2 separate regions of the Homo sapiens genome follow, and region 2 is linked to region 1. A link is a loop called in an ENCODE intact Hi-C map of the cell type or tissue named here. Cell type or tissue: prostate gland. All regions are shown on one strand. Links, peaks and the distances in the headings refer to the core of each region. The heading gives the core; the rest is flanking DNA. Region 1 overlaps AK8 (adenylate kinase 8). Region 2 holds the start of GFI1B (growth factor independent 1B transcriptional repressor).

What was found. A loop is a pair of places that touch in the nucleus more often than their neighbours do. Peaks named below come from ENCODE experiments on the same cell type or tissue, not always from the same donor. Only the 100,000 strongest peaks of a DNase experiment are listed, where the experiment ranks them.
Region 2: it touches region 1 in a loop (2.5-fold over the local background); 31 of 110 quality-filtered maps call a loop at or near these places.

The regions. Positions count from the first base shown.
Region 1 is chr9:132,791,767-132,807,124 of GRCh38, forward strand. It overlaps AK8 (adenylate kinase 8), which reads right to left. Exons shown (of 13, transcript NM_152572.3): 11 at 868-1,009. Among named protein-coding and RNA genes, the nearest start is that of AK8, 79 kb to the right of the region's middle. In prostate gland, for the core only: a CTCF peak has its summit at 8,564 (motif pointing left); DNase peaks (open chromatin) are centred at 7,357 and 8,525; H3K27ac peaks cover 1,895 bases.
Region 2 is chr9:132,964,528-132,979,885 of GRCh38, forward strand. GFI1B (growth factor independent 1B transcriptional repressor) reads left to right here and starts at 14,167. Exons shown (of 7, transcript NM_001377304.1): 1 at 14,167-14,314. In prostate gland, for the core only: a CTCF peak has its summit at 8,272 (motif pointing left); a DNase peak (open chromatin) is centred at 8,284.

The DNA of each region.
Region 1 (15,358 bases), core at 4,410-12,409:
GGGTGTCAGACCACAATCTCTGCAGCAATCAGCCCCAAAGGACCAGGACTTGATCAGGAATTGACAGCTTCCCTCATTTTTGCCACCATTTGCAAGGTATGACCAACCAGAGAAAGCCAAATATGTTCCCTTAACCAGTCACACAGGAGGCCCCGCCTCTAGTTAACCCACCCAGCTTCCCCAAGCCAACAGCCTCCAACTGGGGCATGGTAGAACCGAAGCCTTTCCCACCTTCCACTAGAATGCTGTCACCTCCGCTGCCTGCCTGTGAGCCTCTGCCAAAACGCCAAGCAATGGTGGCTGACCCCTTGCTATTGCAAGCTCAGACTAAATAGCCTTTGCTTGCTTTCACTTTGGTGGGCTTCACTGCTCTCCACAATATATACAATTGTGATGAGCTCTCAAGTTCAAACTAGTAGAGGGAAGACAGAACATCCAGTGATATTCAACACTCTGAACAAATGGTTAACCATTTGGGGAAAAAATAAAAGGGGGACTCATACTGCCTACTCACATCCAAATAAATATCAGCTGCACCAAAGATTTAAATATAAAAATGAAACTGTAAAAATAGTAGAAGAAAACATCCATTGATTTGTATAACAATTCCCCAAGGAAGGCAAGACTGGTATTTATTACTGTTTTACAGATGAGGGTCCATCAAGGAGGGTGAAAGCCAGGATTTGAACCCAAGCCTGACTCCTAGTCCACCGGGCAGATGGGATGGGTGGGAATGGGGATGACCAGGAGACATTCCACTTCAGGAACACGTGAAGGCTTGTGTAACCTGGACCCCTTCAGCTGAGCCCTGGAGAGGGGGTGCCCAGGGGCTTGGCCAGGGCTGCTGGCTTGGCTGGGGCAGCTCACCTGTTGGGATTGTAGCCCAGGCGGTTCAGCAGGTGTGCCTGGTCGAGGTCCCGCGGGACGCCGTGTAGCACCCAGCCTTTCTGGATGCAGTCCTGCTGGTCCAGGCGCTGGCTCAGCACCTTCATGAGGAGGCTGTCAGGAACTGCAGAGAAGGGGGGCAAGTGAGTACCCTGCTGGCCGGCAGCCCATGGGTCCTGGGCTTCCTAACTTTACTTGGCCATAGATTGAGCTGCTGAAGAAGTGGGTCTAGGTGGAGCCACTTGGAACCACTTGGACAAGGTTGTCAGTGCCTATTTCCCAGGTCCCTCCTCGGTCCCAGCAACGGGGCTGCGTGAGATGGGAAATGCACTGGCTGACCTTGACCTCGGTCTTTCCCTTTCCTGGACACGACACCATCCCCACCTGCAACCCAGTGAGATGTGAGCAGATTGTCCCCCTGTCTTAGTCCATTTGGGCTGCTATAGCAAAATCCCGTAAACTGGGTGTCTGGGGAGTCTAAGATCAAGTCAGATTCAGTGCCTGGAAAGGGCCTATTTTCTGGTTCACAGATGGTGCCTTCTTGCTTCATCCTCACCTGGTGGAAGGGGTGAGAAGTCTCTCTGGGGTCTCCCTTATACGGGCACTAATCCCATCCACAAGGGCCCCTGCCTTGTGACCTCATCACCTCCCAAAGGTCCCATCTAACACCATTGTCTTGGGGATTAGATTTTAACATATGAATTTTGGGATGACACATTCAGACCATAGCAACCACTATGGGCCCAGTTTTTGCAGCAAACACTTTTCCTGGAAGCGCACCAGCTCCAGCTGCAGTTTCAGTTTTCCTCAAGTGGGACTGTGCCAGCGCCCCCAAAGCTCTCTGCCAGTCTGTGATGCGCTAGCAACGCCCACTCCCCTTTCCCAAAATTCTCCAATTCTCCCATCCTTGATGCTTAGAACGAAGTCTCTCCCAAGAATCACAGAACTAGTTATAACCAAAGACTGAAATAAAGTCCTAAGGAGAATGAGATATTGAGAAGCCTCTTGTTTACATTGCGGCAATTGACATTTTCCTGAAATTCATACGTCTCTTCCCAGACTCATTAAATGTCCTATGTTGCTAATGTACTGCGTTCTAGCAATTTGCACTGTGTTTCCTGCACTTTGCACTCATTTTTCCAGAAATACTTGGTAAATATTACCATTGTTTGCTATGACTGTGGCCCCATTGGAACTGGTTCCTAGGGGTGTGGTGGCAGTGAGTTTGGCAGTTTCTCTGGAAGCTGCCTGGTTACCCTCCTACCGACTGCCCGGGGGTCTGGCAAGCGGGCCTGAAGCACACATTTGAAACCTTCCACAGGGCCCCCCAGGCTGACAGCCAGGTGAACGTGGAAGCAAGAGATGCAGAAAAATCACTGCCAGCCGTTTTCCCTGTGGCCGTGACTTGCTGGGTTGCTGCCCTTGTCACCAAAAAACCATAACCCTAATTCTAAGCAGTCTGCATTTCCCTGAATGTGTTCTCTCTCATGCCCTTCAGCCTTTCTTCCCCAGTCCCTAGGAAAGAGCAGAAAAGGGTTTTTGCTTTAACGAGAACATCTGGCTATCTAGCATGAATGAGAAGTCACTTCAGCGAATCCCATCCCTTCCCCTGCTTCAAACCTGCAGGGGCTCCCCAGTGCTCCGAGGATAAAGAGCAGTCTCCTTTCCAAGGCAAGGTCTGTGCCCTGCCTTCCTCCCAGGTGAATCTTGCCAGCTTGCACCTCCCTTCGAACGTGCCACCTCCTCCATCCGGAACACCCTTCTCCCACATCTTGCCTGGGCCAGCCTTCAAACTCAGCCTCAGGGCCACGGTGTGATGTTCCCTCCCCAGGGAAGTCTCTGAGGACAGCCCCCAGCCTGCACTTCTCATCCTCCCTCACTTGCCACCCTTGTTATCACAAAGATACTTCTCTCTGGGTGATTCTTTCTTTAATGTCTGCGTCTCTTTCATGGATGGGTCCCATAATAACAAAGAACCATGTCTCTCCCATTTTTCCCTGCCTAGAAAGATGTCTGGCACATAGTAGGTGTTGAATAAATAGAAGGCTTCTCTTTTTCAAATATTTCAAAAGTAATCAACTCTGTTAAAATCAACTTGACCAGACTTTGGGGAAGCCAGGTTGTAGACAGAACATGGGCTTGGGGCATTCACAAATCCAGGTCTCATCTCAGCTCCTCCCTTTCTTGCTGCCTCATCTCCAGGCAGTCTCTCACTCTCTGAGCGTCAGCTTCCTATCTGCTGAAAGGATAAGAGGACCTGTTGTGACCGGCTCACACCGCATTTACGATTCTGGCACACAGCCGACACTCAAAGGTGGTGGCTATTACTTTTCAATTCAGGAGATGTGTGTGGGGAAGTGATGCTTCACGAATATTTTCACGGTTGCCTGTGGTCAGGGCGTGCCAGCAAAGACTGTTGGCACCTGGGATAAAGGATGACAGATTAAGAACAGCCTTGGAAGTTAAAGACAGAGACCTCCAGAGAGACTTAGGGACCTCTGCCTCGAGACATTTGTTTACATTCAAAGGGCTGTAAACCTAGTGACCTCCTCCTCCTCTCCCCAGAAGGAGTCGGAGTCAGAGTCGGTTCCTTCCAGAGTAAAGCTCGGGAGGGAGCTGGCATGTTGTCTTGCATAAGCTCCAAGAGTCACAGTGTTGGGGCTCCCCTCCTGCTATAGACCCCCTGTACACTCGGGGTGCACTTGGCTCTTTCCACATTGCCTGTGAGGAACTGGGGCGTGGGGAGCCAGCTCTGAGATTACTGTGTGAAAGAATTTGGTCTGTCCTCTGATCCAGAGACCTTGTGTTTTCTTGCCAGGATGAATAAATACCGATTTAAAACAATGTAGGGTAAGAATCTGCCATAGAGCCTTCCAGTCCAGGTCTACCCTTAATATTTACAGATATTTTCACGGAAAGAAGAAACCAATACAGAAATAATCCTATCCCCACGATTCACCCAGTGGGTAGTTGCTGACCATCTAGGCTGTGCCAGGCACTGTGCTGGACATGGGATACGGTCTACGCAGCAAGCCTGACTGCCAAGGCCCCCGGGCTCCTGAAGTTCACGCTGTCTCGGGGAGACAAACATTACCCAGGTAACAAATAACCATTTCTAAGAGTCATGGGTACTGTGAAGAAAATCAACCAAATGATGGGAGGCTGATGGTTTGACCGGGCCTAGGACGGCTACTAAGGAGGCCGCATTTGGCTGAGATCAGAATGGTGGATCCCGCTAATAATCCAGGCCCACTAAGGCCTCCATTGTTTAGCGGTGAGAATTATTTGGACCAAATATTTTCTGAGTGTCATCTCTAATAATCAAGTATGGCTTGGAAACCCAGCTGCACTGTAGGTGGTCTGACCTTTGGAGCCACAGCTTTCTGAGGGCCTGGAAGGTCATCCCATTGACCTCTTGTTTCAAAGTTAGGAAACTGAAGCCCAAAGAGGTTGTGGTTTAAGTGACCCGCCCAAGGTCATCTAGCCAGCTGGTGATCAGGCTGGGATAGGACCCTGATCCCCGGCCCATAACACCCCCAACTGTTCTGCTGCCTCATTACCCAATGGCCTGGAGCCCCTGAGTCCCTCACATTGGCCACTTACGAACCAATACAAAGTTTCTCAACTGAGGAGAAATCTGACTCGAGGGAAAAATGGAAGGCCAGATAGAAATACAATGAGGTTTTTGTTTTTGTTTTTTCTGTTAGTTGACAAAGATTTCTAGAGAGAATTTCCCAACTTGCATCAAAATTTAAAATGTACATGTCTTTTGACCCAGCAATCCTATTTCTAAGAACTTGAACCTAAGAGGGGAAAAAGATGTGTATACAAAGATGTCCATTTCAGTGTTGTTTACAATAGTGACAACTGGAAATGATCTAGAATGTCCATCAATAGAGGACAGATTAAATCAAAGAAGGTACATCTCTGCAATAGAATATTAGACAACCTTTTAAAAACAATCTCTATATTAACTTGCAAAGTTAATATAGACAGGTCGAGGCAGAAGTCTATGACAGAATGAGAAAAAAGCAGGTAAATAAACGGCTTGTATACATGGTCTAATTTAAACATATATTCATATGTGACTATATTAATATATACACATACATACATGCTACACACACACACACACACACACACACACACACACACACACACACACAGAGGGAGGGGGAAGGGTGGCCGCCACTTCACGCTCCATGAATCGGACTCAAGCCCTTGCTCATGGAGCCCAGGGTGGTGGAGGTGAGAGGGCACCCGGATGTAATGCAACACAAACCTGGCAGGAAAGCAGAGGTCACAGAAGTAGGAAGTGCTGGGGATGTCGGAGGCAGGGAGGGCCAAATTTCCAAAAGATTGAGGAAGAAAGGGAATGCTCACGCTGGTTCCCACTTTGAGCCAAAACCCAAACAAACCCCTCTCTGCAGGAATCAGGAAACACAGGCTCTGCAGCCAGCACTTCCTGGAAGGGCTCATCACAAGCGCACATCAGTAACAACTGATGTAGTATCCACTTAATACCTGCATTCCCACCCCAATGCCCACCCCATGAAAGCAGGGATCCCCCCAGTAGGGTCAGGCTCATTGCTATACCCCAGCACCTGGCACAGTACTGGGCCCACGGAAAGCATCTAATAAACACGAAGGAAGGAAGGAAGGGAGGGAGGGAAGGAAAAAAGGGAACCATTTCCAAAACCCAGGAAGTTCTTTAGTTCCTCAAGCGTTCATGGGCCAGAGAACTTAAGGACTTTTCTCACCAAGCACTGAATCAGGTCCTGCGGCAACAGAAAATAACCAAGGGAGACGCTTCCTCTCAGTCGTTCCATTCATCTCTACGTGATCACCCACTCGTGAATTAAATATGCAGCCAAAAGAATGAGCACTAGCACCTGGGGTTTGTTGGGAGGGGTCTCTGGGGTAGGGGAGGGTGGTTCTAGATGCAACAAGGGTGGCCACAAGCACGTGAGGTTCATTATACTAGCGATGGCTCCCACAGGTTCATTATTCTATTCTCTCTGCTTTTTAGATGTGTTTAACGTTTTCCACTAAAAATGTGATTTTTTTTTAAAGGAAACCATTTAATGCTTAAAACAGATTGAAATGGCCCCTGTGAGAGACCGTTCCTAAAGTGACAAAGGACACAATCTCCCCCGAAGGCCATGGGCGGCTCTCCCTTTTGGGGGACCTGCAGTTTGGGTGGCCTCCAGCCGTCCTGTAACTCCACCAGTTCCGGAAGCTCTGCCCAGAAGCCTGGCATCACGGGCACTTGCCCACATCTGCCTGTGTTAGCAGTCCTGCGAAAGCTCCTCGTTCGAGTCCTTTAACCTTTTATAAGGAACAGCAACACATTTTGGCTCACAGTTCCTCACTGGGGCTGCGTGGCTAAGGAACTGCACTGGTCCTCTCCCAGCGCACAGGGATCCTGGATCCTGGTAGGGCTCTCCCATCTGGGTCAAGACAAGCAACAGACCCCACTGGGTGCTGCTCTGAGGCTACCGACCTTTCCCAGTCAGCATCTCTCCTCAGTGGCAGCACGCAGGGTTGAGGAGTGAGGGGTGAACCCTGAAGACCCTGCCTTTAGTGTAAATTCCCCAAACCCACCCATGTCTCCTGTCCCAGCCTCTCTGAGGCTCGGTGTCTGTTTTGCTGTGGCTTGTTTGGATTTTCCTGCCAGCTATGGACTCACGTTTCCAGCCCCACATGGTCTGACTGGCCAGCTCAGCACAAAGCTGAGAACAAGCTGCTCCTTGGTTCACTGTGCTCTGCCAGAAGTTTCGAGTCCTCTTGATAATGCTGTCCATTTACCCTTTCTCCTCCTCTCAGACAGAGATTTTTCAGTGCGGTCTAAAGTCTTTCACCATTAAGTCAGATGCCTCAGGCTTGATTTCTGGGCTTGACAGTTAACATCTCACCCTTCATACAAAGCTACCGCCAAGGGTTACCTCTCTGGAGTGTTCTGTCAGCCCTAAATTTAGCCAACTGCAAGATATGAGTATCTCATTATTTCATAAGGCCACACCACATGGTTTCGTTTGTTTTTTTTTTTTTTTTTCTCAAGATCTTCCATAAAAGATGGCAGTCCTCAAGTTGACCTCCAGGTTATTAAAATCTCAATCCATTTATTCCCCGCGGGGCTGGGTGTGCTTGGCCCTTGGCATGGGGGTAGATGGGGATCCATGGTGGCAAGTGGGATGCTCCCAGGCCTCCACTCCCCACCGCGGGCCCGTGTCCCACCCTCCTGTCTCGAAGGGGAAGGAGTCCTGTCTAAAGGCCCAGGATCCCATTGGGCTCCCTCCCGCACAGCAGTTCCACGGCTCCGGACAGGAGTCCCGACACCCATGAGATGCAACTGGGCAGCACTGACTCCTCCCGGGCTGCAGGTCTGGCTTCAGTCACCCTCGGTCACATCCAGCTCCAGAGCTGATGGGTGTGAGTAGGGAAGGGCTCGGAGAGAGCACCCAGGCCAGCTTGCGGTTTTCCAGCAGGCACCAGAGGCCCCTCCTGCTGCGCCACGCCGCCGCCTGCTGTCCGCACCGCAGAGCCAGCCCTGCAGGGACCTTGGCTTTCTGCCCATCAGTTATTGTTGAGGGAGAAGATATGAGGGACACTAAGGTTTCTGGGGCTGGCATATAAAGATAGGACAAAAAGTGGAGAGAAGGAAATAGCTCCTTCAGCCAGTGGCTTAAAGATAAAAAACATGCTAAGGTTGATTGCTAGACTCACGACAAGCCATGTGAGCCTCCTTGGCACCCTAGGGCAAACAGGAAAGAGCTGAGTGCCTCCCCACACACCCTTGCACATGCCCTGCACACGTCACCCCTCCATGCACACTCATAAACGCCCCCACACACTACATACATGTCTACACACACGACACCTGACACACTACAACACACACAGGCACGCACACACACAGACATGTGCTCATGCACTCAGCTACAAACACACACACACACACACCACACACCCCCACACCCCTACACCCCACCACGTGCACAACACATACTGTATACCCACCTATCCACACATAGTACACGAAGCACACACCCTCATTACACAAACACATCTAGCAAACACACCTACATACCTACACCGCACCCACACTGCCTCTCCTCATCCCTCACATTCGCTTCAAACTGCCCGGTGTAACTTCTTTCCTTCTTCAAGCCCTCCTTGAAATTGATGTCAAGATGAGCATCAGTGTTCATGGGGGAGGCTGGCATTTGCTTCTCTTTCTCCTGTGGTCCCTGGGTCCCTGGGTCCCGCCCCTCCTGAAGGATCCCAATAGGACCCAGGAGGTCCAGGGAATCTTACAAAAGGAACAGGACTGTGGAGGAGGAAAAGGGGTTGCTTTTGGTTTTGTTTTTTAATTTCCATTTCACACAACCTGGTGCCTGAAAGAAGCGGGGCTCGCATCCCGCCAGGGGCTCTACTCTAGGCTGCTGGGAGGTTTGCCCAGGCCCTGACTTAATTCAAGGAAAGCCGAACGCCTCCCATCTCTGGAGGCCATCACTCTCGGGATGGCACTGATTCCCGGCAGCTGGGCCTGCAAGCCCGTCTCGCTGCCGTCACCAGAAATCCTGCGTGCCCTGAAGGCCCTGCAGCGCCCCAGTGCCAGGACCTGGCGCCAGGTGTTTCTGTTGGTGATGCCGTTTGTTTGTTATTTACTACCACCTGCTGGTGAAACATGGGTTCTGCATCCCCCAAGTGAACGCCGCCAGCAACGCACAGAACATTTCCAAACCCTGGAGAAGAGAATGAGGAGAAACTGGGATTGTTCCATCGGCCGCACCCTGCAATTCCTAAGGGAGGGTAAGGCCACTGGATCTAGCTTGCTCTTTGGTAAACTCAAGTCAATTGCCCCAGACAAACCCCCATCTGGCCGGGCCTTGGTTCCCCAAGTAGGAGATGAAACAGATGCCTTCCATGGTTTTCTTAGACGCCAACCTTTCTACTCTAATATCTCTACTGCTTAACAACGTTTAAAATTGCCTGGCAGACAATGGCGCCAGGAAATAACAATGTGTTAATACTGGATTTTCTTTCAAGACCAGAGAAGTCAGTACATCAGCCCTGGGTGCCCTGCAGACTAGGAGGCCATGTTGTGCCCCTCCTCCCTTGGAGAGGGCCACCCACTTTCTGTCACTCTCTTCTTTACCATGTCTACTCAGGCAAAAGGCAAAGACAAGACTGAGGTGCCCACACGGCATTGACACAGCTACCTGAGGGGCAGAGATGCCCAACAGTGAATATTTCAGTTTGTCCTTTTTTTTTTTTTTTTTTTTGAGACGGAGTAGTCTCGCTCTGTCGCCCAGGCTGGAGTGCAGTGGCGCGATTTCGGATCACTACAACCTCTACCTCCTGAGTTCAAGAGATTCTCCTGCCTCAGCCTCGTGAGTGACTGGGATTACAGAAGTGCGCCACCAGGCCCGGCTAATTTTTTTTGTATTTTTAGTAGAAATGGGGTTTCACCATGTTGGCTACGCTGGTCTTGAGTTCCTGACTTCAGGTGATCTGCCTGCCTCGGCCTCCCAAAGTGCTGGGATTATAGGCATGAGCCACCACGCCTGGCCAGTTTGTCCCTTTCAAATGAAGTTTTAGGTGACAAAAGAGACCATTCAAAAATAGACATTCTTCTATAAACAACTGGTACATCACTTAGCAAATTAGTAAAACTTCTCTATTGGAAATGCTCGGCTAGCCACACTGTGCAGAATGATTTGACAATTTTTATTTTAAAGTACATTTTTACATCTTTCAATGGAATATGAAAGTATCTGGGAAAATGAGCAGAGGTCGGCCAGTCTGCATGTGAACTGGATTATTTTAAAGAGTGATGTATTCACTAAGTGTACACTGCAGATCAAAGCATTTAAGGAACACGATTTTCCTTCCATTTTAATGAATTCAGGGCTTAGAACCAGTTTTTTCTCCCACATCTCAAGGGCAGCAAGGATGCCATAGCCCACGAAATCTGGGAGAAGAAAGTCAGCAGCAAACAGAACCATGAGCCCAGTTTTCTGGGAGGGAAAAGATATGATAGTATATTGACTCACCAAGCATGTATGCTACAGTGCATATGATGAGCCTGGCCCTGTTCTAAGCATGTCTTTGTTCTAATACAAATATTAATTCATGTAGTTTTCTCCCTATGAAAGAAGTAGTCACAGTATCCCATTTTACAGATTAGAAAACTAAGGCACAGGAAGAGGAAGTGACTTGCCCATGGCCATACAGCTCACAGGTAGTGGAGCTTGGATTTGCATCCAGCCAATCCAGCTCTGGGGCTGCTTGCTGCCACCTGACTTTTAGGAGGACGAGCACTGTGACGATGAGGACTAGAGGCCCAAACTCTGCCCTGCGCTCTGCATTCCACTTGCAGCCTGCCTTTGGGCGACTCATTTTACCTCCTAGCCAAGGCTTCCTCCTCTTCATGGGGACAAAATTGGGCTCCAAAGCCACGGAGGTATTGGTAGGCCCCTGTGTGGCACCCGATGTCGCCTGGGGATCCAGCTCCTGAGGGCTGCTTAGGCTGTGGCTGCCTCCCAGGCACGTGGTGCAGCCCATCCTGAACAAAACTAAAATGTTCACATCAAGCCTTCCCCGGTGTGGTGTGGGAGATTAAAGATGGCCACGCCTTCTTTGCTACTCCTCCCAGGGCAGGGGGCGGGAGGGGGGCGGTGTCTCAATCCCCTCCCTGGAACCTGGGCTGGCCCCAGTGACAAGCTCTGTGAACAGATTCAGACAGAAGTGTATCCTGGGGTGTCTGTGGTGAAGTCATGGGATGCCTGGCCGCTGGCCCCACCTTCCACCCCAACCACTGCCGCCCTTGAACTCTCTGGAGTGCTTGTGCCAGGAGCAGCCAGACACCAAGTAAGAAGGCAGGTGAAGCCAGCCCCACGGAGAGGCTGTGAGGAGGGAAGATGCCTGGCCAGCCCCAGCCATTCCAAGCGTGCCCTCCCAGGCACCGGGCATGGCGATGAAGAATCCGTCTTGGACACACTATCCCTGCAGATGCAACGTGGAGAAAAACCAAGGAATCAAGCTGACGCCAGAACTGAGATCCAGATGTAAATCCCCGGGTGAGCCAGCCCAGCTCTCTTAGGCAGTTCAAGGCATCCCACCTAAGCCCAAGTCAGCACAGAGCAGAGTCGAGACCTCCTTGCCATGTCCTGCCCCAAACCCTGACCCACTAAATCAGGAGCATAATAAACTCAGCGTCATTTTATGCCATTAAATTGGGGGGTAGCTTGTTAGGCTACAAGAGATACTTGGGGGACATACCCAAGACTGGGTAATTTATAAAGGAAAGAGGTTTAATGGACTCACAGTTCTGCAAGGCTGGGGAGGCCTTGGGAAACTTACAATCATGGCAGAAGGGGAAGCAAACACGTCCTTCTTCACATAGCGGCAGCCAGGAGAGGTGCAGAGCGAAGGGGCAGAGCGGGGGAAAGCCCTTTATAAAACCATCAGATCTTGTGAGAACTCACTATCACGAGAACAGCATGGAGGTAACCACCCCCAAGATTCAATTACCTCCCACCGGGTCCCTCCCATGACACGTGAGGATTATGGGAACTACAGTTCAAGATGAGATTTGGGTGGGGACACAGCCAAACCATATCACGGAGCATCAGAGTAATGCAAACTGGAGCTTTGTCAGTTCCCAGTTACCGCAGGGACTAGGTCCCCAAAGCTGGTAGCAGTCATGGGAAATAAATAAATATAAAAAATCCCCCATATATAAAATATATTCACACCCGACAGGACTTGCTGTGAGTACCATTACTACCACTAAGATGATGACGATGGCAACTCCATTCTTGATAATAATCATGGTGAGTAATCAGTGATTACAACCAGTGACCATAGTAAGTAATTAGTGAATTACAGACACAATTCCCTTTATATAGAGCAAGCCAACAAATGGGATCCTAGGAAAGCTCGCCTTACAGATGGGAAAACTGAAGGGAGCTCTGAGGGGGCGCATGGCTTGCCCAGGAGCACAGCTGGGAGGAAGCAGAGTCTGAATGGGAACCAAGTCTGTGTGATTCTGAGCCACGGCCCCTCCCATCTGGGAGTGACAGTCACTTGCCTCCCTTCTAGAAATCCTTCAGGCTGCATGCTGCCCCCTGTGACCTGTCTCCTCTTTGTTCCTTCAAGACTAATTCTCTGGGCCGGGCATGGTGGTTCACGCCTGTAATCCCAGCACTTTGGGAGGCCGAGGCTGGCGGATCACGAGGTCAAGAGATGGAGACCTGGCCAATATGGTGAAACCCCATCTCTACTAAAAATACAAAAATTAGCCGGGCGTGGTGGTGGGCGCCTGTAGTCCCAGTTACTCAGGAGGTTGAGGCAGGAGAATCGCTTGAACCCAGGAGGCGAAAGTTGTAGTGAGCCGAGATCGCGCCACTGCGATCCAGCCTGGGGACAGAGTGAGACTCCATCTCAAAAAAAAAAAAAAAAAAAAAAAGACTAATTCTCTGAAGCCACTGGGGCTGCCCATGGAGAGGGACCTCACCCGAATAGAAATGCAGGCAGCAGAGGGCAGCATCTGGGCCCTGGGATTGTCCACACCACAGGGACCCAGGTCAACTGCCACAGGCTTGCTCTTCCACTAAACTAGCTGAGCTCCTACCATGAGCCCTGCGGGAGCTGACTCCTCAGCCCTTGAAGCAGCCGGCCGAGCAGACAGCGTGAGCAGAAACAGGGGGATCCTGGGGTAGGGAGGTCCCAGATGAGGCCATCTCATCTCCCAGTAAAAACCAACCAAAGGCTGGGGGGAGGTCAGAGTCCTGCAATCAAGATCGTGGATGGGGTAAATCAGAGGTCTGCAGTGAGGGGTGAGGAGAAGGAGTTCCCCTTCCCCTGCCTCCCGCATCCCCTGGCTTCCACAGGCTCTTCCCAGGGAGGGGGGTGGGAGCAGGTACATCCCTCTGTATGTCAGGAAGTCTCTTCCCTCGCCTCTCCCCCTCCCGTGTCCCTCTGCTCCCATCTTGCTTCTTCTGTCGGGTGTGCCCTTGTCACCCAGAGCAGCAGCGACAGGTGTGAAGCTGCAGGGCGTGGTCCCCGCTTCCCTCCCTCTATGTCCGATGAGGCTGTGCCAAGTTCCCTTGCACAGGAAACCTCAGAGCCAGCTTCTGGTTGACAAACCCCAGCAAGTCCCACCTCCCTGATCATAAGTGTAGAGGCTGCAGAGGGTCACTGGGGCCACCTCTTCCTCACCCCTCATGTCCTGCCCCTGCCTCTGCAGGCCCCGCTCACAGCCCAATGAGAAAGAACCCGTGTCAGCTCCCGTCAGGCGAGGATGTTCCCAGAGGGAAAGAGGCTTCAAGCTGCACCTGCCGTTGGGGGGTCTGTGAGGGGCAGGAGCACAGCTCTAGCCATGCCAAGGGCTGCCCAGACAGCTACACTGAGAGACCTCCCGACTGGAGAAGAAGGCCCGGGGCCTCCAGGGTCAGGCCTGTCAGAGACAATTTCACAGCTGAGCGCACTGGCGGTTTGCTCTTCTCTGAAGCCGCTGGGGCTGCCCACGGAGAGGGAAACGCTTCTAGAAGCTCTGGTCAGAGCAAGGATGACTCTGTGCACTCCGGCTCTCCTTGGACTTCCCAGAAATGTCAGGGTTGGGTTGGGTTTCTTTTTTAATCTGGATGCCTGATACACAGCAACACTTGACATTCAGCCCAACAGGAAAATCTGGCTGTGCCCCTATGGTGGCTCCAGCCAGTGACAAGGAACAGCGCTAAGCAGGCCAGACCTACCCCCCTCCGGCAGCGCCCATTCTTCTTGGGGAGACAATGTTGTCGAATGGATGCATGAATGAATCTGGCATCACTTACTGCCTCAGTTTCCCCACTGGACTAGCCATTGAGCAAAGGCTTTTTGATCTTTTGGTGACGGGGCTGCCTCCTGGCAAAGCATCATTTTCATACCGGAGAAAGACAAGGCACACTTTCAAAATCAAAGTCTAGTGTAAAAAAAATCAAAGAGAAGGACCCTCGGGGGCACAAACCTGTTGATAAGCAAAGGTGCTCACCCGCTTCCTCTAACTGTGCTCATTCCTAGGCCCTCCAGCCCCCACAATGCAAACAACGCTTTTACCCTGCCACTCTGCTTGGCTATCTTGGCCACAGCTTTCTCTCTGGCTGAAAAAGACTCCTACCTAGTTTCCATGAGGAAATCTTTGTAGCAGTCCCAGCGGAAAAGTCAAAAGTTTGACTTGAAAAAAGGAGCTACTTCAAAAGCATTGTCAGACCGAGGTGAGGGTTCCTTTAAAATGCATAAATTACAGGGGGCATCCATTAATAAACCTCTAGGCCACCCTACAGCGGGGGCTCTGGGTTGGGGGTACCAAAGGGACAGAGGCCAACACACCTGGGGGAGGCAACGCGAAGGAAATCCACATAGAATAAGAGTAAATTAATGTGTTTATTACTTACTGCTTGGCGTGTGTGTGTGTGTGTGTGTGTGTGTAGAAAAATGAAAGAAAAATGTAGAGTTTTTTCAATAATAAAAAGGGAGTTGCACTGCGGGGCCCCTAAAGCTTGTGAAAAATTAAACTCGACGGATTCAAACTGTCCTATTTCCACTTCAAAAGAGAAGAGGCACTGAGCTCTTCCCAACTTATCTTCAAACGCCCAGCACCCTAGAAAGTTTCTTTAAAAAAATAAAGGCTCCTGTTCCCCCAAGCACTGTACCGGTTACTGTACCCACTGTCTCTCCCTCTTCTAATTATACCCCTGTGAGTCTATTAATCAACTTGTAAATTATTTAGAGAGTCATGCGCTGTCTTCAGCGAGTACAAACACACCGCATGCAAAGGCTTGCTGGAAACGGGCAGAGGGTCCCTCAGGGTCTCCCCTCCACGGGAAGACAGCTTGCAGCTGGCCGAGGCTGCTCTGCTAAAAACAAGAAATAGCATTCCGCTTACCTCCTCAGATGGGGAGATTTACTTTGTCTTTCAACTCAGCAACTCTTTGCAAGTTTTTAACAAAAGAGAAAAACTGGTCTATGGTCGATCTTTAGTGTGCATTTAGTGATGAGAATATTAATTCCCCCTTAAAAATGCAGCACTTTGGCTGAGCTCTGATCCACACCTCCTGGGATCTGGACTCACGGAAGGCTCTTGAAAACACATCATCATCCCAATTGGGGGCTGGTTTGGCTTGTTTGTATTACGATGGCTGCATTTGCTAGGGTGAGGTCTCATTACCAGAAAGGGTGCAAATTAGCTTCTTGAAACTCTCTCAAATCTCCCGCCTTTTCTCGGGTTCTATTAGGCCATGAGGGACCTTTCCCAGACAGAAATGTTTAGGAAATGTAGGGATGTGTGGGAGGGGCACAGGTAACAACTCGATAATGATCTGTCTTCCACATCACCTTTTCTACATACCAGGACTTTCGCTTTTAGGGGAAAGTCATTACCAATTAAATAGCTGTCTTCCCTCCTGACAATAAGAAAGGAATATGT
Region 2 (15,358 bases), core at 5,086-13,085, 170 kb after region 1:
GGCGGGTTCTCATGCATCAATGCCTGGTCACAATCACTATCGCAAAAGATTTTGCAAAAACCACAACCTTGCACAAAGGCCGTCACAATTCTACACACACAAAAATACTTCTGTGAGGACATCTGCCCAGCAACTGCCTGTCCAGTCTTGAACTGTGCTACCCTTGTTACTGATCCTTGTAGCCAAGGATGATTATCTCAAAACAATTTTTCTTCCTTTTTTTTTTTTTTTTTTTTTTTTTTTTGATGGAGTTCCAGGCTGGAGTGCAGTGGCGTGATCTCGGCTCATTGCAACTTCTGCCTCCTGGTTTCAAGCGAGTCTCCGGCCTCAGCCTTCCGTGTAGCTGGGATTATAGGCACCTGACACCATGCCCGGCTAATTTTTGTATTTTTAGTAGAGATGGGGTTTCGCCATGTTGGCCAGGCTGGTCCTCATTTTTTCTTTAAAAACTTTTGCCTTCCTTTACCTCCCAGAATATGTACATATCAATAATTTACTATGGCCCCCATATTCCCATTGCAATGCCTATACCTGAATAAACATTATTTTCTTCTAGAGAGTCTTTCTCTCTGTTTGTTGTTTAGATTGACAAAGTCATAATTACAAAAATAAATTAAAAAGCATCGATTTCCTAGTTCTGAACACTGAAACAGCTTAGAGGCAGGTGCCCAGTAACAAGAACTCCTGGCCATGGCTTTAGATCCCAGCCCTCACTAAATAGAACTAGGCTGAAAGAACTGGCTGCTTCCAGAAATGCAGCAGGGGAAGTACAAGTGGGTCACCTTCTTGTGTTAGAAAGCAAGGACATGCTCGAAGATTGATTCGGAAATGTCAGACCCATACAGAAACTAACCTGGATGTGCTGTTCGTGACAAAATTTGAGGAAACCGTAGTGGGTTGAATAGTGGCCCCCTAAAAAGATAGGTCCAAATCCTAACACTCAGTACCTGTGAATGTGACCGTATTTGGGAAAAAGGTCTGTGCAGATGTAATTAATGATCTCAAAATGAGACCATCTTGGATTAGCCGGCTGGGTTCTAATCCAATGTCCTGTGTCCTTGTATAAGACAGAAGCAGGACGGACATAGACACGGAGTGGGAGGCCCCATGAAGGCAGAGGCAGAGATTGGAGTGGCGCAGCTCCAGGCCAAGGAATGCCAAAGATTGCCCGCAGCCAGCAGGCACTGGGAGAGAGGCCTGGGTCAGGTCATCCCTCGGAGACTCCAGAAGGAACCAATCCTGCCGACACCTTGATTTCCGACTTCCAGCCTCCAGAATTGACAGGCAAGAAATTTCTGTTGTTTTAAGCCACCCAACATGTAATTGCTATAGTGTCCACAGGAGCCATAAAATAGAATTTCTGCAATTTAATGTAAAATGTTGAATAAATAAAAATCCATGAGTTCTGGCACATGTTTACCTATGTAACAAACCTGCATTTCCTACACATGTATCCTGGAACTTAAAATTAAATTAAATTATTAAAAAAATCCATGAGTTCACAGCGATGCTGAAGTTTAAGGGGGAAAAGAGAATGGACAACAAAAATAGGCCAGGCACAGTGGCTCACGCCTGCTTTCTCAGCACTTGAGAGGTCAAGGCAGGAGAACCGCTGGTGTTCAGGAGTTTGAGACCAGCCTGGGAAACATAGTGAGACCCCATCTCTACAAGAAATAAAAAAATTGGTCAGGTGTGGTGGCGCGTACCTATAGTTCCAGCTCCTCAGGGGGCTGAGGTGGGAGAATCACTTGAGCCCCAGGAGTTGAGGCTACAGTGAGCCATGATCACACCACTGCACTTCAGCCTAGGCAACAAAGTGAGATCCTATCTCAAAAAGAAAAAAAAAAAGAAAAGAACAAGAACAAGAAAAAAGAAGAAAAAATCCCAGTTACATCACCTTGCTATGAACATCAGCAATTAAGGAGAGAAGACAAATCACTTACACTCTCATTTTTTAGAACTGTGGTTCATCCCCAGCTAATGAGAGAAAGCTCTTCTTTACAGATAATAAATGTAGAAGGAATGATAGAATTGGAAGAATAATAGTTTTGAAGCCACCAGTGATGTAATTGATTATAGCAAGGAGCTGCCATGGATGCTGAAACCAGTAGGGGAGACTGTGGAGAACAGGATGTTTGCTTGGCGACAAAGTCCTAACCTGCAGATTGCTTCTTAATTCAGTTATGATGGAGAGAACTGGGTGTCACCATTTTAACCAAACTCAGCATCACTAAGGTGGGACAACCTACTGTTAGATGCCTCCTGATGCAGTGAAGCCCACAGCGTCACCTGTGAAGTATCCGTGCCTAAAACATCTCATCTGAATCCAACCAAGCCTAGGACCTGACTTCCAGGACACAGTGAGGTCTTGAAAATAATGTTTATTCAGGAATAGGCATTGCCATGGGAATATGGGTTCCAAGACACAGAGTGCTAGGGTTTAGATGTCCTCTCCAAAACTCATTTTGAAATTAATTGTCATTGGGAAGGAATTAAGAGCCAGGGCCTTTGACAGGTGATTCGGTCATGCCCTCATCAGTAGATTAATGCTGTTACCATGGAGAGAATTAGTTCTTTGGGGAGGGAAGTTCAGCCCCCACCTGTACTCTCTCTGTCTTCGGTGCTTGCCTGCCCTTCTGCCTTTCTCCATGGAGTAATGCAGCACAAAAGCCCTCACCAGATGTGGCCCCTCAATCTTCCCAGCCTCCAGAACTGTGAGCCAAATAAATCTTTTCTTTATAAGTGACCCAGTCTGTGGCATTCTGTTATAGCAGCAGAAAATGGACTAAGACACAGCAGGTGGAGGAAGAGGTTAAATGGCACCATGACAAAACAATGAGAAAATCCCAAATGCTGAACCTTCTACTGGACTGGCCTGGGCTCTTTTAGGGGGAAAAAATCATTACGAAAAGAAAGGGGCAGGGGGTGCTCTTCCATCATAAAGGAAGCTAAAGACATAATACACTCATGCAATGCTTGCAACTTGTCTGGATCCTGATTCTAAAAGAGGAACTATCAAAGAAAACTGGGGGAAACTGCAAAAATGTCCATATAGACTGGATATTCGACAACATTTGGGAACTATTGATAATTTTCTTAGGTACGATAATGACATTGTAGTTGTGTGATTATGTATGAAAGCAATATCCTTATGTTTAGGAGATACATGCTCCAGTATGGGTGAAGTGTCATGATATCTATTATATATATACACATATATACACGTGTGTGTGTGTGTATGTGTGTGTATACACATATTTTTCTTTTTTTCTCAGATGGACTCTTGCTCTGTCACCCAGGCTAGAGTGCAGTGGCACAATCTTGGCTCACTGTAACCTCCGCCTCTGGGTTCAAGCGATTCTCCTGCCTCAGCCTCCCGAGTAGCTGGGATTACATGCATGTGCCACCACGCCCGGCTAATTTTTTATATTTTTAGTAGAGATGGGGTTTCACCATGTTGGCCAGGTTGGTCTCGAACTCCTGATCTCAAATGATCCACCTGCCTTGGCCTCCCAAAGTACTGGGATTACAGGTGTGAGCCACAGTGCCCAGCCATTCTTTTATTTATTTATTTATTTATTTATTTATTTATTTATTTATTTGATTTGAGACAGTGTCTTGCTCTGTCACCTGGGCTAGAGTGCACTGGTGATCATAGCTCACTGCAGCCTCTATCTCCCAGGATCAAGTGATCCTTCTCCTCAGCATGCTGAGTAGCTAGGACTACACATGCATGCCACCACACCTGGCTAATTAAAGAAAAATTTTTTTTTTAGTAGAGACGAGGCCTCACTACATTGCCTGGGCTGGTCTCGAACTCCTGGGCTCGAGCAATCCTCCCACTTCAGCCTCCCAGAGTGCTGGGATTACAGGTGTGAGCCACTATGCCTGGGCTGCAATATATGTATTTTTAACATTTTATTAAAGTAAAATATAATTGTATACACTTAGATATGCATAGGGGACAGAAAGCATATCTGGCAGATGCTAACTATTGTTGAATATAGGTAGTAGATATTGGGGTGTTCATTAGATAAGATTAATTCGCTTTTTTGTTTGAAATTTTATATAATATAAATGTTTAAAAAATATTTGAAGGTCAAAATATAATTAGAATATTCGGTAAGAAGAGTCTGAGATCCTAATCGCAAGGTAGGAACATTCCCTGGGTTCTAGATCTTACTTCACCCCGCTGTACCTCTGCTTTCCCCATTTGTGAAAATGAAGGCCTCAGAGGCATGGAGGTTTTGTGGTTTTTATCAATTAATTGTTATAAAGTACACAGAACATACAATTTATTATCCTAATTATTTTTAAGCGTATAGTTCAGTGGCATCGGCTTAAGTACGTTCATATCAGTCCACAACCACCACCACAACCATCCATCTCCAGGACTTTTTCATCTCGCAAAACCAAAACTCTGTCCCCATTAAATACAAACTCCCCAGTCGCCTGTCCCCCAACCCCTGGCAACCACCATTCCACTTCCTGTCTCTATGATTTGTTTTATGTTTTTTTTGAGACAGAGTCTCACTCTGTCTCCCAGGCTGGAGTGCAGTGGCATGATCTCGGCTCACTGCAACCTCTGCCTCCCGGGTTCAAGCGCTTCTCATGCCTCAGCCTCCTGAGTAGCTGGGACTACAGGCGCGCACCACCAGGCCTGGCTAATTTTTTTGTATTTTTAGTAGAGACTGGGTTTCGCCATGTTGGCCAGGCAGGTCTTGAGCTCCAGACCTCAGGAGATCCGCCTGCCTCAGCCTCCCAAAGTGCTGGGATTACAGGCGTGAGCCACTGTGCCCGGCCTGTCCCTATTATTTTGACTACTCTAGGTAACTCAGGTAAATGAAGTGACCGTATTTGTCTTTTTGTGACTGGCTTATTTCACTTAGCATAACGTCCTCGGGGTTCATCCAGGTTGTTGCCTGTGTCACAGCCTCATTCCTTTCTAAGGCTGAATAATAATACTCCGTCGTATGGACCAACTACATTCCATGTATGCATTCATCTGTCACAGACACTTGGGTTGCCTCTACCTTTTGGCTGATGTAAATAACACTACTGTGAACACGGGTGTGCAAAGATCTTTCCGCGTGCCTTTCAGTGCGTTTGGGTCTATACCCGTGCGTGGGATTGCTGGAACTGGGTGAGATGATTTGTAAAGGACTCTTTCCTGTTTTCCAAATGAGCTTATTACAAGGGCCCCTTTAAAACTGCAAACCATTCATCTTGCAGAAATGTGTTAACAGACCACTTTCACAAGCCCACTCTCCCCAGCATCTCCATCATCCTTGGTGAAAGGAACCTCTTTTCATCACCCTGACTCTCATGGGTTTTGCTAAAAAGCAGCAGGAAGAGAACAATGTTCATCCTTCAGGGAAAATTTCATGAAACAGTTAAAATCTCCGAAGGCGGCCGGTACATGCAAAATAGATGTAAATCGCGTGCAAATCCTGGCTGCTGGAGGGCTCCCTGGTGTTGATTCCCCCACCTCAGCCTCCCGCCTTCCAGCACATTCTTAGTGCTGATCAGTGTTGAGAAGGAACCCCATCGATGGGAGAAGAGAGGGATCTTTCCTAAATGGGTTTTTTATTCCCAAGTCTTCTGCAAAGGGGTGCACATTCTCTGAAGTCTTCCCACAGTGCTCTTCATTTCCTTATATGTTCCTTTGAGGTTTTGCTTCCTGGGTCTGGAGACTGGAGCCAAGCCCTGGGTCCAAGCCTCCCTGACCCAGACAGGAGACAGGGCCTCTCCCCATCAGTAGCCACAGCAAGCTCCTCTGTTTGCTGAACCTGCCCAGACACCAGGCCAGTACCTGCTGGGGGTGCTACTCGAAGGGGCTTGACTGGGGAGGTGAGGACCCACTGGGAGATTTGTACCCTCCTAAGGCTGGCTAATGAACACACACGCACGCATGCACGCACGCACGCACACAGAGAGAGAGCTTGTTGGGAAGAGCACAGAGTTGCATGCATCCATGGCCACGCTTCCTGATCTGTGACGTGCAGTGTGGTGCTCATCAGAAAAGGTTGGCCAGGGGGGTGTGTCTGTGCCCTAGTGGATCAGGCAGATTGCCCCTACTTATGTGGTTGACCATAGCGCCAGCCCTGCCTGGGGGTTGGTTCTTGGTTTTCCATCATATGCTCGGTAATTTCCTGCGGCAAAATGCTCCAAAAGACTAAGAGATGAGGCGTATAAAGCCCCTCCACCCTGTCTGGCCCAGGGTAAGCTTCAACAAACTTTCATTCGCTCCTCCTTCATCTCTGCAGCCTCAGAGTGGGATTTCTGTGAGTCTCTAGGGAGAACACCAATGCGGAAGTCATCAAGAGTTTATGGGGCGGTAACCAAATGTCAGGTGTTTCATTAATAATCAACCTGCCATGTAAATTAGCACCACTCACCTGATAAGAATCAAGCTGACATCACCTAACCCTAACCCTGCCGCAACTAAGACTGCTCTTAACCATCCAGTTAAAGAGAGAAAGGGCAGAGTTTTATAGTCAGCTGTTGAATATTTCTGCTGAGAAATAATAACTCACTATTTTGCCCAGGCCAGTCTTGAACTCCTGGGCTCAAGCAATCCTCCCACGTCAGTCCCCAAAGTGCTGGGATTATGGGTGTGAGCCACTGCGCCCGGCCCAGATGGACTTGTCAATCTTCTTGTTATTTCCTAAACTTAGAAGTGGGGCCCATGGGTTTGACACCCCTGCCAGGGTTTCTGGGGAGCTTCAGGCAGGCCTGTGGCCTGAACGCTGTCCTGTACTTCACCTGCACCCAGAGTCCCTGACTCCCACCCAAGTTCCCTGTGTCCCCCCCACACTCCTTCCATGCTTCTCTGAGGCACACCAGCCATCTCGAGAAGTGGATGCACCCCAAACCTCACCCCATGGCCTCCCACCTGAATACTGCCCTTCCCCATCTGAGGTTCCCTAAGACAGGAGGGTTGAAGGGACTTCAACTTCCAAGCTGGGGGAGTTGTCATCTGCCTGTGTGGTTACTCAAAAGCAAAGGGTCAATGTGGATTAATTTGAATTGAAAACATTATAAACACATACAAGTGGGAAAGAGAGACAGGAAAAGGGAAGCAGGGAGGAAAAGAGGGCAAGAGAGACAGAAGGAGAGACAGAGAAAGAAACAAGAAAAATAGACTTCAAAAACGTTACTGTTGGCCGGGCATGGTGGCTCACGTCTGTAATCACAGCACTTTGGGAGGCTGAGGCTGGCAGATCCCTTGAGGTCAGGAGTTCGAGACCAGCCTGGCCAACATGGCAAACCCCTGTCTCCACTAAAAATACAAAAATTAGCTGGGTATGGTGGCACGTGCCTGTAATCCCAGCTACTAGGGAGGCGAAGGCAGGAGAATCACTTGAACCAGGGAGGCAGAGGTTGCAGTGAGTTGAGATCATGCCACTGTACTCCAGTCTGGGTGACAAAGCAAGACTCTGTCTAAAAAAAAAAAAAAAAATTGGGTTGGGTGTGGTGGCTCACGCCTGTAATCCCAGCACTTTGGGAGGCCGAGGTGGGCAGATCTCATGGATTTAGGAGTTTGAGACCAACCTGGACAACAGAGCAAGACCCTGTCTCTACAAAATTTTTAAAAAATAATTAGCCAGGTGGCCAGGAGTAGTGGCTCATGCCTGTAATCCCAGCACTTTTGGAAGCCAAGGCAGGCAGATCACTTGATGTAAGGAATTCAAGACCAGCCTGACCAACATAGTGAAACCCCGTCTCTACTAAAAATACAGAAATTAGCTGGGCGTGGTGGCGGGCGCCTGTAATCCCAGCTACTCGGGAGGCTGAGGCAGGAGAATCACTTGAACCTGGGAGGTGGATGTTGCAGTGAGCCGAGATTGCACCACTGCACTCCAGCCTGGGCAACAGAGCTAGACTCCGTTTCAAAAACAAACAAACAAAAATTAGCTGGGTGTGGTGGTGTGTGCTTATGGTCCTAGCTACTCGGAAGGCTGAGGCAGGAGGATCACTTGAGCCCAGGAGGTCGTGGCTGCAGTGAGCCATGATGGAGCCACTGCACTCCAGCCTGGGCGACAGAGTGAGACTCTGTCTCAGTGAAAAAATAGTTAATGGGGATGGGACACAGGTGCATATTCTTCTTTTTCTTATTTCAACTCTGATCATATATTACTCTTGTAATTCAAACAGCATGTACCTGTACACAGATAATTATTTTCACTTTTTTCAGGCTGGTTTTTGTTCGAGGAAAGGTAGGCAGGAGTGCCACCGTGTGGTGGGATGGTGAATTGCTTCCCGTGTGGAGCGGAGCGCCTGGGTCGTAGGGTGGGGAGTCGGAGGGCAGTGCCAGCCCCGACGACAGGCAGGGTTTGCAAGCCGGGCTCCCGCACGTCGACTGCCTGCAGCCCCCGGTAAGGAGCCTGGACCTGGAAAGAGGTCCGTAGCCGCCGATGACCAGGTGGACGTTTCCTACTTGGCCTGCTGCCCACTGCTGTCCACCCTTCAGCGCACTCGCAGCGGGACAGAGCCAGCAGGCACTTTTCTGGCACCAAGATGTACATAGAGCAGACGAGCCCCAATGCCCAGCCGGCTCTCTGGGAGCCCCTGGAGGGCAGGGACCACCGGGTCCATTGTCCCATTCCCAGGACTGTTGGGTTCAGCTCATGACCGTCACATTCTGTGGCTGTCCTGGGCCAAGGCCAGAAGCTGCCCAAGTTCACACAGCCGATGCCTGGGAGTGTCGTAGCCCCGGTGCCACCCGGCACAGAACATTCACCCCCAATATCCCACGACCCCCGCACAGAGCTTCCCCAGCCCACCTGCACCTGCCGGAGCTGTCCTTATAGAGGGCCCGTGGCCCGGCCTCAGCAGTGGTGGTTCCCATGTATTCAGCCCTGATATGGTCCCTGCAGGCCAGCGTGTGTGCTGAGGCCCGGCCCACGCCCGTTGTCCACAGACAGAGGACCCCATGACGTTCCTGCCCTTAAGGAGCCCCCAGTCTCACCGAAAAGCAAGTGAGGCCCCATGAGTAACCGAGCAAGACAGGAATCCAAGGGTCGTCACGGGTGGGCCAAATCTGTAGACAACAGATGACTCCCTGGATTGTGGGGCGTCTGGGAGGGCTTCCTGGAGGCGTTGAGAGCTGGATTGAGCTGTGAAGGAGGGGGCTGAAGAGAAAGAACCATTCCAGACAAGGGGAACAGGTGAGGCAAGAAAGGACACAGCATATCCAGGTGATAATGAGAGGACAGTTAGAAGGTAGAAGATAGAAGCCATGGCTCCAAACGCCTCTCTGGCCTTATTCTGTTTAATGACAGCTGTTGTTCCTGCTCAAACCCACCTCTTCCTCTACACTTAAGCAACCTCATGGTTTTGGCGGGAAAGTCTGCCAGCCCCGGCCAATGAGAGGCCCATATCCCTCCCCCTGGGCACAATGATTGGTGCTGGATGTGCTTGTGACCAGGCTGGGCCAATCAGAGTCAACCCTAGCAATCTTTCTGAAACAATTGAGGAGGAATCTCTCTTTCCACTGGGGTTCCTAGGCCCAGAGATAAGAGCCGCATAAAGTGGGTAGAGATCATGGCGTGAGGATGAGGCCAACACAGAGGGAAGCAAAGCCGAGATGATGGAGAGAGAGTCATTCATTCATTCATTTATTCACTCTGTGAAGATATCATTAGTGTCTCCCAAACACTGTTCTAAGCCCTGGAGAGTCTAAGCCCTGAGCTGTGTGCCTGGAAAAACAGTTCCTGCTCTTGTAGCATGGACATTCCTTGTGGGAAGTTAGAGCAATAAATAAATGAATTAAAAGATAGGAAGATGGCCAGGCGCGGTGGCTCACACCTGTAATCCCAGCACTTTGGGAGGCCGAGGCAGGCAAGGATCACTTGAGGTTAGGAGTTTGAGACTAGCCTGGCCAACATGGTGAAACTCTATCTCTACTAAAAACACAAAAAAATTAGCCAGGCTTGGTGGCGGGCACCTGTAATCCCAGCTACTCGGGAGGCTGAGGCAGGAGAATCGCTTGAACCTGGGAGAAGGAGGTTGCAGTGAGCCGAGATTGTGCCACTGCCCTCCAGCCTAGGCGACAGAGCCAGAATCCGTCTCAAAAAAAAAAAAAAAAAAAAAAGGGAAGACAAGCAAGATATTTTCAGATAAGTGTGAATGCTAAGAAGAAAGGGGTGGGTGAAGGAATAGAAAGTGACTGGGGTGGGGAGGTCCTACTTTAGTTGAAGGTCAAGGAGGTCTTTCTGCAGAAGTAACATTTCCGCTAAGACCTGGATGACAAGAAGGAGACAGGCTTGGGGAAATCAGAGAGTTAGGCCATCCAGGCAGAGGGCACGAGAAGTGCCAATGACCTGAATGAGTGAGATTCCAGACAGTATCATTTGAGCATCTGGATCCAACCATGTCAGAAGCTGAAAATTTTCTGTGACATGAATTAATTGTTTCATTGTTATTATTAAATGAGTTTAAATTGTGTTTCTGTACTGGGCACGGTGGCATGCACCTGTAATCCCAGCTACTCAGGAGCTTGGGAGGATTGCTTGAGACCAGGAGTTCAAGACCAGCCTGGGCTACAGAGCAAGACCCCATCTTTTTGAAACTTCCTGCAACTCGCATCTGGAAAAGTGCTGTTATTTGAAAGGGTGCCGACATTGTGAAAAACACGGAGTATTGATCTCTGAAGCTGAGATTTTTGTCCTAAAGGTAAAGGGAAATTATTGAAGGTTTTTAAACCAGGGAAGAATCTTCCTGATCTTTGTTCTTTTTCTTTCTCTAGGCTCAGCTCTCAAAAGTCCTAACCTTCCCTCCCCTTCCTTCAGTCTGCGTTTCTTCCCTAATGAACTTGGCTGCTGTCAGCTCCCTTCAGGGGACCTCCAGCTCTTAGCACAATGCTGTTCTTCTTTGAGACACTTTTCCCTACCTTCCTTCTCCCAACTAACTTAGCCTAGGCATCAACTTAGATATCACTTCCTTCACCAACCCCCCCAAGCCTGGGTCCATTTCCAAATGCCCCAGGCTTCTTTTGTATACTATGTTTATATCACAGCACTTGTCACCCCAAATTGTAAATTTCAGGTTGCTCTTTCCTACCCTCTAGACCAGGAAGGAATATGAAAAGTCCGGCTGTTTTTTGAAACCCCAGCATGTGGTGCCTTGTTGTGGGCACTCGATACACATGTGTTACATAAGGGAGGGAAGGAAAGAGCTGATACACGAAAGGTACCTAATGGTAACTGTTAAATGAATGAATAAACTGATGAATGGGCATGGGAATGCGGAAGCGATTTAGCTCTTGGGAGAGACTAAATGAAGGTGTTGACTCCAGGGCTGCTCACTAAGGGAAGTGCTGGTAGCTTTACAGGCAGCCCTGGAGGGGACACAGAGCATGGGAAGTCCAGGGCTGTAAGGGCCTGGGTGAGGCTGGCTGGGGACTCCTGGCTTCAACTGCTATGCCAGGGGACTGGCTGCCTGGCCACTGCTCTCCCATCAAGGGGAACCTGGGTGGCTTCATCTGCAGGCTGGGTCCCTGGTCTGGGTCTGGGAAGGCTGTCCCTGTGTCAGTTACTCACGGGGGAAGGTAGGGACCCTAAAGTGGGATTACAATCTTAGAACAGCAGTTGAACTGCATGTGCCTGATACAGCCGCTTCCTATTAGAAAACACCCTAAACAAGTGGAGGAAGCGTTTGGTGAGATAAACCATGAAACCATTAAAGATTTAATGGTGAAACCATTAAAGATGTCAATAAAGGCTGCAAACGAACTTAGGAAGCACTTCCATAAAATCATGTTTCACGGAAAATGACACGCTGGTTTACAGTAGCAAAATGTGTGTATGTGTGTATAGGGAAGTGAGAACATGAGGAAACTGGGGACTTGTTGACTTGGAGAGAATATTTTAAGTTTTCTGCATAATGACAAGCAGTTCTAGCTGATTGTTGGCAATGTACAACACCCACAGAATACTCAAGATGTGTCCCTGGCTGGGCACAGCAGCTCGTGCCTGTAATCCCAGCACTTTGGGAGGCTGAGGCAGGAGGATCGCTTGAGGCCAGGAGTTCAAGACCAGCCTATTGTGAATAGTACCACTATAAATGTAAGTGTGCAAATATCTCTTCGATTCTGCTTCCAGTGATTTTGAGTCTATACCCAGAAGTAGATTCACTCACTTTTGACATTGCATTCTCTGAATTTTAGAGGAGACATTTGAGAACTTCTAAATTTCAAATAAAAATAATGATTTAGACCAGACTGGACAGCATAGCAAGACCCCATCTCTAAAAAAAATAAAAAAATTAACCAGGCATGGTGGTGCGCCTGTAGTCCCAGCCACTCAAGAGGCTGAAGCAGGAGGATCTCTTGAGCCAGGGAGGTCGAGGCTGCAGTGAGCTATGATTGCAACACTGCACTCCAGTCTGGGCTACAAAGCCAACTCCTGTCTCTAAGAAAATAATAATAATAATAATAATTTTCTTGAGACAGAATTTTGCTCTTGTTGCCCAGGCTGAAGTGCAATGGTGCGATCTGGACTCACCGCAACCTCTGCCTTCTGGGTTCAAGCAATTATCCTGCCTCAGCCTCCTAAGTGGCTGAGATTACAGGCATGTGCCACCACACCCAGCTAATTTTGTATTTTTTGTAGAGATGGGGTTTCTCCATGTTGGTCAGGCTGGTCTTGAACTCCCGATCTCAAGTGATCCTCGCCTGCCTCGGCCTCTCAAAGTGCTGGGATTACAGGCGTGAACCACTGTGCCCAGCCAATAATAATTTTTTAAAAAGATGTTTCTTTCCACCAAGAGAGACCACAGAGCTGGGAGCAGTGGTCTGCTGTCTGTAGCCTGGGGCTGGGACTGACACCCCAGCATTACTGAGGCCTGGTGACCACAGGGTTGTGTCCTCCTGGCTGGTGCTCCAGGGCTGGCCCAGCAGAAAGACCTCGCCTGAAACACCCCTTTTTCTTCATTTTGAACCTTGGACTTGCAGTTTAAATTGGGGCTTCCTGTCACCAGACTTGTTTTCTTTATGAGGGAAACATAATATCTCCAGCACCCGGGCTGGAAGAGCAGACAAAGCAGCCTAACAGTGCTCTGTTTGTGGCGTTCTCATCTTATGCAAAACCTCCTGAAATAAATCAGTCATCCTGCAAGCGGGAGGAGGCGGGGGCCAGAGGAGGAGGGAGAAGGTGGGGAGCCAGGGGATGGGACGCCCTGCCAAATGGGAAGAAATGCCCCAGCCAGCTCAGCCAAGCTTTACCGCCCTCACTCCCCCCAGCATCAATGGGACACCCCAGAGGCCCCCACTGGCCTCCCCATCACTTTGTCTGCCACCAGAGGGCAGCACACACGGGCTCTGGCACCTGGCCTTCAATCTGTATGGCAGCTTCAGCAGGCCGAGCGTCTCCTGGCCTCCGAACTCACTGCCACACCTCCAGGGTGCCTCTACCCGCTCAAAGGTCATATCTGGGGGAAATGCAAATTTGATGTCTCTTCTGAGATATGACCTCTGCAAGGACAAGAGGGGCCTCTATGCATGTGGCCGGCTCGGGTACTAGGGGCATTGCACCAGCCTGGCTCTCACAAGCCTCAGGGTGCTGAACTTGGGGAGGGAGGGAGGGGAGGAGGCAGCGAGGAGGGAGGCAGGGAAAAAAGGAGGGAGGAAAGGAGGGAAGAGAGAGAGAGGAGAGGAGGAGAAGGAGGGAGGGAGGGAAGGAAAGAAGGAGGGAGGAAGAAGGAAAATAAGGAAGGGAAGGAAGGAGGCAGGGAGGGAGGAAGAAAGAAAGGAGGAAGAGAAGGAAGGAAAAAGGAGGGAAGGAGGGAAGGAAGAAAAAAGGCAAGAGAAAAGAAAGAAGAAAAAAACCAAAGAGCAATGACTTCCCTATGCAAAATCGAGTTTTATAAGTTAGAGCTTTTTCTAACTTTAATTTTTAAAATTTAATAATTTAGCCATCACTTTCTTTTTGTGCAGATGTTATTCAAAATTTCCAGCGAAATTCTGAATTTCTCTGCAGAGAGAAAGCGTGCCGCTCCAAGTGTCGAGGGTTAGAAATGAGAATTCGAAGTCTTGTGTCCTGGAAAGTTTTGATAAGCAAATACGGCTGAGCTCCCGCGCTCTCTTCATTGGCTGCTTGTTCACCGCCAGATTTTGACACAAATAATCAGATTGAAAATCAGGGAGGGGAACAGAAGAGGAAAAACACACAGAGAGACAGAGCAAAAAGGAGAAGTATCTATTTGTGCAAAGAGTCACACAGTTGACAGAGTGGAGGCCAGTCCCGAGAGAGGCTTTGCAGTTCCCACCTCGGGAAGCTCCGGCAGAACCCAGGCGAGGGACAGCTCCGGACAGGTGAGTGCTGGAGGATGCGTTTCTACGCTTTTGTTTTGAAATGTGCCTGTGCGCCGCAGGTGGCTTCACAGCAGGCTCCCTGGCTCCTCCTGCGGTCCTAGGAAAGGTGAGGTGGGCTGGAAAAGCTCTGGAAGGCAAGGAGCCAAGGGAGAAACAGGGTGAGGACGTAGCCTCGTCTGAGCCACTGTGCTAGGAATTGCGCCTTTGCCGGCTGCGCAGAAACACTTTTCAAAATTTGATTTTAGGCTGACAGACGTCACCTTCGGGCACAAAGTCATACCCACAACCCAGCTGTCCTGGGGACCTGGGCAGTGCTCAGGGAGACACACTTCCAAGTGCCTGAGTTGTGTTCCCCCTCGGAGACAGTCCCAGACTTTAGGGACTTGACTAAAGTTCCTGGGACACTTTTTTTTTTTTTTTTTTTTTTTTTTTTGAGACAGAGTGAGACTCTGGAGCGCAGTGGTGCGATTGCACTGAAACCTCTGCCTCCCGAATTCAAGCGATTCTCCTGCCTCAGCCTCCCAAGTAGCTGGGATTACAGGCGCGTGTTACCACGCCTGGCTAATTTTTGTATTTTTAGTAGAGACGGGTTTCACCATGTTGGCCAGGCTGGTCTCGAACTCTTGACCTCAAACGATCCACCTGCCTCAGCCTCCCAAAGTGTTGGGATTACAGGCATTAGCCACTGCGCCCAGCCAAATTCCCAGGACACTTTGAGAGTCAGGCGCTCTCCCCTCCAGAGCCTACTAAGGGGAGATGACAGGGCTGCCCTCTCCCACACACTGCCCAGGCTCCAGGAACAATAGGACCGACCATGGAGAGGTACTGTTTCAGCTCGCCTTTCCCTGTGGCTGTTGTTAGCCCTTTCCACCTATTTTTGGAGAAAAAAAACCAAGTTTAAGTGTTGAGGCATCTGAGGAGACATGCTCACTCTAAAACAGGACTTGTGAAGAGGAGGTCTGCAGAATCGCCGTGGGTATGTGCCCGTGTACATTTTTCCGGGGAGAAAGTCCAGAGCTTTCACGAGTTCTTAGGGAGTAAATT